Linked DNA regions of Mus musculus: region 2 is linked to region 1. Evidence: chromatin contacts called from ENCODE Hi-C or POLR2A ChIA-PET data. All regions are on one chromosome and are shown on one strand. The core of a region is the stretch at or near the end of the contact, and the rest is flanking DNA. Distances in the headings are between cores, read along the strand shown. Region 1 overlaps Lima1 (LIM domain and actin binding 1). Region 2 holds the start of Lima1 (LIM domain and actin binding 1).

Region 1 (3,109 bases), core at 139-2,638:
CTAATGGGGTCTGATGCCCTCTTCTGGTGTGTCTGAAGACAGCTACAGTGTACTCACATACATAAAATAAATAAATAAATAAATCTGAGAGAGAGAGAGAGAGAGAATGATGCTATGATCTCTGATGGGAGTCGATACTGGAGATGCAGCAGGGCTGCCACTGTGTCTCCTGGCCCTAGAGCATTTTAGGCACACGTGCAGAAAGAGCAGGCTTAGGCAGCCACTACACAGACACATGACTCAAGTCATGAGAAAGCCAAGCCTAGTAAACCGATCGCAGGTGGGGATGAGGAGGGTGAAAAGGTCGGGGGTGAGGCAGCTTCTCTACAGAACAGGGGATTCTCAGGCCCGTTAATCATATCCCCCCGACTGTCTCGTATTCCTTTGCTTTCTTCCAGGTCCTGGTAGCCCCTCCACGCCCACCCCACCAGCTTTCACTCAAAAGCCCCATTAATCGTCTCCATGCTACCAATCTCTCACTGTGCCAATAAAGCTTTCCTGCTGCTGCCAGAAGCATCTTAGGAAAGCACAGGTCTCATCTTGTCAGTCTCCCTGCAGGGAAACTTCCCACGGCATCTTGCTGTTAACCCAACTAAAACCCCAGCCAGCACAGTTGGAGCTGACCATCTGGCCTAACTGACCTGTGTGGGCCCTATCCCTCCATCACGCAGGGTCTCCATGCCTTTCCTTGTTCCCTTCGCTCTACGCTCAACTCTCATTTCACAAACCAACCTCCTCTATCGATCTCCCCGAGGATAAAAAAACAAAACACTTAGGTCAAGAGGTAGAGGCAGGAGTTCAAGGTTATCCTCAGTAAGTAGCAAGTTCAAGGCCAGTCTGAGCTGGAAGAGTTTGTTTAAACAAAACAAAAGAAAGACCCCTGAGACAGCTGGGTTCCACTGCAGACACACAAAAGAGGAGTCTTTAGGAAGGCCTGGGAAACCCACAGAAGATGGTTTAAAAACATGTGCAAGGGAACTGGGGGTTGTAGCTCAGTGGTCGGATGCTTGCCTGGAATACACGAGCTTCCGGGGCTCAACCCCGAGGACTTAAAGAAAACGGACAAGAGCCGGGCAGAGTGTAGTACCTTAGCTTCTGTTGAGCAGAGATGGGAAACTGGATATCTGGGTATTCAGTCTTGTTACATAATGAGGTCTAAGACCCTGTCTCCAAAAAAAAAAAAAAAAAAAAATTCAAAATATCTTTGACATTCCTCCCACCAGAAGGTGGAGCCAAATTCCACCCCCTTCTCCAGAATAGGAGCCAGCCTTCTGATTCACATCTGAGGATAAGGCCACTAAAAAGTGTATGGCTTCCAAGACCAAGGTCAGGAGCAAGCATAGAGCTTCTGGCTCCTCCCCTTTTGCACGCCCTCCTCTCCAGACTTTTGCCTTTGGAACCCAGCCACCAAGCCAAACAGTCACATGGACTGGCCATGTGGAGGTGCTCCAGCCCTGACTCCAGCCTGTGAGCCGCCCTGGCTGATGCTAACTTGAGAAGAGACAAGCCCAAATCAGTTACAAACCAAACACTGTCATTCACTGCGAGTCATAACTCTCAGTCTTAGAGATTTAGTGAGGCTGGGCATGATAGGCCAACCTGCACTGTTGAGGAAAGCCCTACCTAGAGGGATGAGGTACTGGCTGGTCTGGAATTCTTTTTATTTTTAAATTTATTTTATTTTATATGTATGGGTGTTTTTGTCTACATATGTCTGTGGATGATGTGTGTGCCTGGTGTTGGCAGAGGTCAATACAGACAATTGTGAACTGCCATGTGGGTGTTGGGATTTGAACTCACATCCTCTGGAAGAGCAGCTGGTGTTCTTAACAATTGAGGTGTCTCCCTAGCCCCTGTTCTGGAATTCTTCATGTAAACCAGACTGGCCTTGGCCTTGCAGTGATCCTCCTGTCCTAGCCTCCCAGGTGCTGGGATTGTAGGTGTGTACCATTATACTCTCTATAAGCTGTTCAGATTGGCCTTAAACACACTTTGTGCCTTGGCAGACCATGAAGTTGGAATTCTCCTGCCTCAGACTCCCAAATACTTGGAACTATACATCTCTGACACTAGGCCATGAATTTTGGGTTTTGTGATGGGTCTTGCTATATTGTAGCTGGTCTTTGCTACTTTGTGAGTTCTTCTTCTTCCAGCCCTTTATCCCCTACTCCTTATCACTAAATAGGAGAGAAAGGATAGAGGAGAAAGAGAGAGACAGAGAGAGAGAGAGAGAGAGAGAGAGAGAGAGAGAGAGATCCCTGAATCTATCTTTCTTTTTGTTTCTTCTTTGAGCAGGGCTACTAACAAACTGTAACAACCCCCCCTCCCCCCAACATACAACTCAGCCTGCCTTTCTTTTTTTCTTTCTTTCTTTTTTTCTTTCTTTCTTTCTTTCTTTCTTTCTTTCTTTCTTTCTTTCTTTTTTTGTTTTTTTTTTTTTGTTTTTTTTTGTTTTTCGAGACAGGGTTTCTCTGTGTAGCCCTGGCTGTCCTGGAACTCACTCTGTAAAACTCAGAAATCCGCCTGACTCTGCCTCCCGAGTGCTGGGATTAAAGACGTGCGCCACCAGGCCCAGCTTCGGCCTGCCTTTCTAGACCCTGACATTTATATACTCTCTGAATTCCAAATGTCACACAATCGCAGAAAGTATCATCTACAGCTGGTAAAACCACCACTCTGCTAGAGCATGAGGCAAATCACAGTCAGCTGCTCTAGGCAGTCCAAGCAGCCCTACATCCTCACACCTGGCATCAAAATGAAACATATTCTTACAATATCTTTGTGTTTTTTTAGAGAAACCAAAACTCCAGAATTGTCACTAAACTATATAGCTAACATTGGCCTGGACATAGTGATCCTTCTGCCTCAGCCTCCTGAGTGTGGGAGTGTAGGCACGTGCTACCATATATGTAAGACTTTAAAAAAAAAAAAAAAAAAAAACAGAACCGGGACACTATATCATTAATAACTACTCTAATGAGTCATTCTTTTTAAAAGTTTAAAATTATATTTCTTTAGTTTTGAGTGTGTGTGTCTGTGCGCGCACACACGTGTAGGTGATGACCTAAGAGTATTGGGAAGGGCACGCTAGCTGCGGTAGATTGGAGGT
Region 2 (3,349 bases), core at 765-3,264, 35 kb after region 1:
GTGGTGTTGCCTAACCATCTATCTCACTGTAGGCTCTTTAAGGGTAGGAGCTTTTGCAACTTTGAATCCACAAAAGAATGGGCATAAAAGTCACTGGGAAAAAAAATGTTTTGTCCCCTCAAGAATTCCTAACATAATTTAGTACCATGTTACCTTGTTGAACCAATGCACATATATGTGCATGCAGACCTTTAAAAAGAGCTAAGCTTTTTCAGGCTGGGAAGATGGCTCATCAGGGAAAAGGTGCTTGCCATGAAGCCTGATGCACTGAGTTCAAACCCTGGAACCCGCAGGGGTTCCAGGAAGAATCCTGGAAGAAAAGAACAGACCCCACAGTTCTCATCTGACCTACATTCAATGCACATGCCATGGCGCATGCGCACACGCGCGCATGCACACACTATAAATGTAAAAAAGCAAAAGAAGGAAAGAAAGAAAGAAAGAAAGAAAGTAAGGAAGAAAGAAAGAAAGGAAGGAAGAAGAAAAGAAAGAAAGAAAGAAAGAAAGAAAGAAAGAAAGAAAGAAAGAAAGGACGAACGAACTTCTCTGGGCTGGCAAGATGGCTCAGAAGATGAAAACCTTTGCTGCACAAGACTAAGGACCAGAGTTTGATCCTCAAATCCTAAGTTAGAGAGAACCAACTCCTATAAGCTGCCCTCTGACCTCCACAAGCCTACCATAGCACGATGGCTGGTATTCATGCACACACATCACACAAATGGTAATTTTTAAAATATATATATATATATATATATATATATATATATATATATATATATATATATATATATATATATATATATATATATATATATATATATATATTGAAGGTCAGGGACAGTGGAGCACACCTTTAATCCTAACATTCAAGATGCAGAGGCAGCCATATTTCAGGCAGCCAAAGCTAGATAGCCAGCTCAAGGCTAGTCAGGGATTCTCTGAAGAAGCAGAAAGAGGAAGAGAAGAAGAAAAAGGAGGGAGAGGAGGAGGAGAAGACAACGACTGAGGAGGAGTTGTTCTTTCCTGCTAACTCTATAGCTTTTTGAAGGCTGTCTAAACATGATCACACTTGGTCGTCCATAGACTAACTGGACTAGGTATTTGTACCAGTAACTATGTAGATACAAAGTAGCCCACTCACCCACTTCCGTGCCAAGGATGATCTGCCCTCCAAAGGTCAACGTCTTAAAAACATAACCTCACAGTCTTCGGCTAACTTGCAAAGTCAACAGAACCATTTGGATTAGGCAGATTTTTGAGAGCTGGAATTAGTTGCAAGACAATAGCAGATCAGTATCTCTCACCAGGATCAGCTAAACTCATTGTTGTGAGCACCAATAAGAAGGCTAGGACGGGTGCCAGATGGTTCGCTCCTAGCACCCACGACTTCGAGCTCCAGTGTGTGTGGCCAGGGGTGTACAGTTACCTAATATTAACACCTACGGATGCGAGTGAGCAGTGGATCCCAGCTCAAGTACACCATAGCGATTTGGGAAGGACACAGCAAGTAGGAACTGTTCGGAAGGATGTTAAGTCTTAACCAGAGTTCATCTGGAGGAATGGACGGGAGAAAAATTGGAAAAGGAACGGCCGCGTGGAAGAAGGAAAGAGTGGCAGGATTACCTCCCTAAGAGGGTGTTTTAACTTTTGATGAAATGCCACTTTCCCTCCATCCCGTGCGAGACCAGGGGCCCAGGCAGCGAAGTCTCAGTCCCTTGGACTTCCCAGAAGGGAGGGCGGAGCATGGGAGGCTCCTCCAACGTGGACCCCAAGGGGTGAGCCTCCTGCTCCTGCTACCCACCGCCTCAAAATACGCGGGGAGAGTGCGGGGCTCAGCAGGGTCTCCGCGCGCATGCAGGCTGCGGAGGGCGAGGCGAGAGGAAGCGCTTACCTGACTAGAAAGCCGTCGGGGCTCGGCGCTGCACGGCCACGGTCCTGCGCTCTGTCTGCCCAGCGCACCTGTCGCAACTGGGCTGCAGCACCTTCAGCTCCGCGGCCCCGCCCCGGCCCCGCTCAGAGCCCCGCCCCCTGCCGCGGAGGCGCGCCCGTCTCCCGCCTCCCGCGCGGCCTTGGAGCGAACGTGCTCGCTCCCGGCGGCGTGTTCAACTCGTGACCGGAGCGTCGCCCTAGTAGCGGTGGTGTTGCAGGAGGCGTGGCTCCTGTGTCAGCCTCCAACTTGGTCGTGTCCCCTTTCTGGCTCACCCTATCTCTCTCTGACTAGAGATTGCAGCAGTTTGATCTGAGACTCACCCAGAAATCTGGTCTAAGTGCAACTTCAGGGAAGTTCCTGGTGCTGTCGGGGTAAGTTCTGTGGAAAGGTATTTTAAGAGAGGCCATGCCCTGTGCTGCAAAGAGCTGCCAAAGAGGCCTGGCTCAGACTACATTGGATCACTTCACCTCAGTGGACCTGAGTTTCCTCAGGAAAGGATAGGATTAGATAAGAGTAGGTGGTGTCCAAGTTCTCCAAGAGCTATGGGTTTTGTTTGTTTGGTTTTTGGTTTTTTGTTTTTTTCAACAACGGGTGGTTTTCCTTCATTTTCTTTTGAGACAGAGGAGGGTCATCACATGTAGCTGAGATTAGCCTGGAACTCACAGTGTAGCTGAAGTGATCTTTGAGCTGTTGGCTCACAAAACTGCCCGTAACTCCAGCACCTGGGGAACCTGATACCATTTTCTGGCGTCCGTGAGGAACTGCACACACATCACACACTCACACACATATACATACTAATAAGATTAAATAAAAGTCTTTTTTAAAAGAGGCTCTAAGAGAAGGGTAGTAGCACACACCCTAGAGTGGGCTTGCACTTCTCAACAGTGTCTGCAAGACCTGTTTCTGTTTCTGCACTAGGAATGTGAGGGTCTGAATAGATCATGAGGAGACATAGCATGTGGCCATCCAGCCCTCAGATTCTTGGCTCCACCACCATTCCTCTCTGCACGAAGCCTTTTGATAGTATCCTTTCCTGAGGTCTAGTGACATACCAAACGAAAGGAATTCTGAGGCTTTTCATGTGAGTGTTGATTAGTATCATAAGGGCCAGTGGTAGAAAGATTTGTTCAACTCCTAAAGCAGTCACTGGCAAAGGGCACAGGACATGTGGCCTTTATCCTGGCAACTGAGGTAGGATGGTTGCCTTGAGTCCCTGGATGTCCAGTGTTACAGAGTGAGAATAACCCAAAAGGAACAAAACAAGAAACCTACAAAAAGCTGTTGATGAACAAGTTTTAAGGAATTGAGCCATTCACCAAGGATAGAATATCATTCAAAAATCTAACCTAGACTGATTTCTGGATAAATGTACTAAAGAAGCAAATTAACTTTATTCGAAGATTAAAAGGGTTTTGT

The links. A loop is a pair of places that touch in the nucleus more often than their neighbours do. ChIA-PET counts read pairs that join two places held with the same protein, here RNA polymerase II (POLR2A).
Region 2: POLR2A ChIA-PET joins it to region 1 with 173 read pairs in embryonic stem cell. The contact joins the promoter of Lima1 here to the enhancer-like site in region 1. A Hi-C loop is called at or near these places in 2 of 37 maps with a recorded cell type or tissue (gastrocnemius and heart). POLR2A ChIA-PET finds 5 or more read pairs at or near these places in 4 of 5 experiments (Patski and embryonic stem cell).

What each region holds. Positions count from the first base shown.
Region 1 is chr15:99,838,778-99,841,886 of GRCm38, forward strand. The region is part of intron 2 of Lima1 (LIM domain and actin binding 1); the gene reads right to left. Among named protein-coding and RNA genes, the nearest start is that of Gm17057, 22 kb to the left of the region's middle. Within about 2 kb of position 1,389, at least 1 of the 3 ENCODE cell types and tissues checked has a DNase peak (open chromatin) inside an H3K27ac peak, as active enhancers do; it is gastrocnemius, where a contact is called at or near this core.
Region 2 is chr15:99,873,442-99,876,790 of GRCm38, forward strand. It overlaps Lima1 (LIM domain and actin binding 1), which reads right to left and starts at 2,015. Exons shown (of 11, transcript NM_001113545.1): 1 at 1,892-2,015.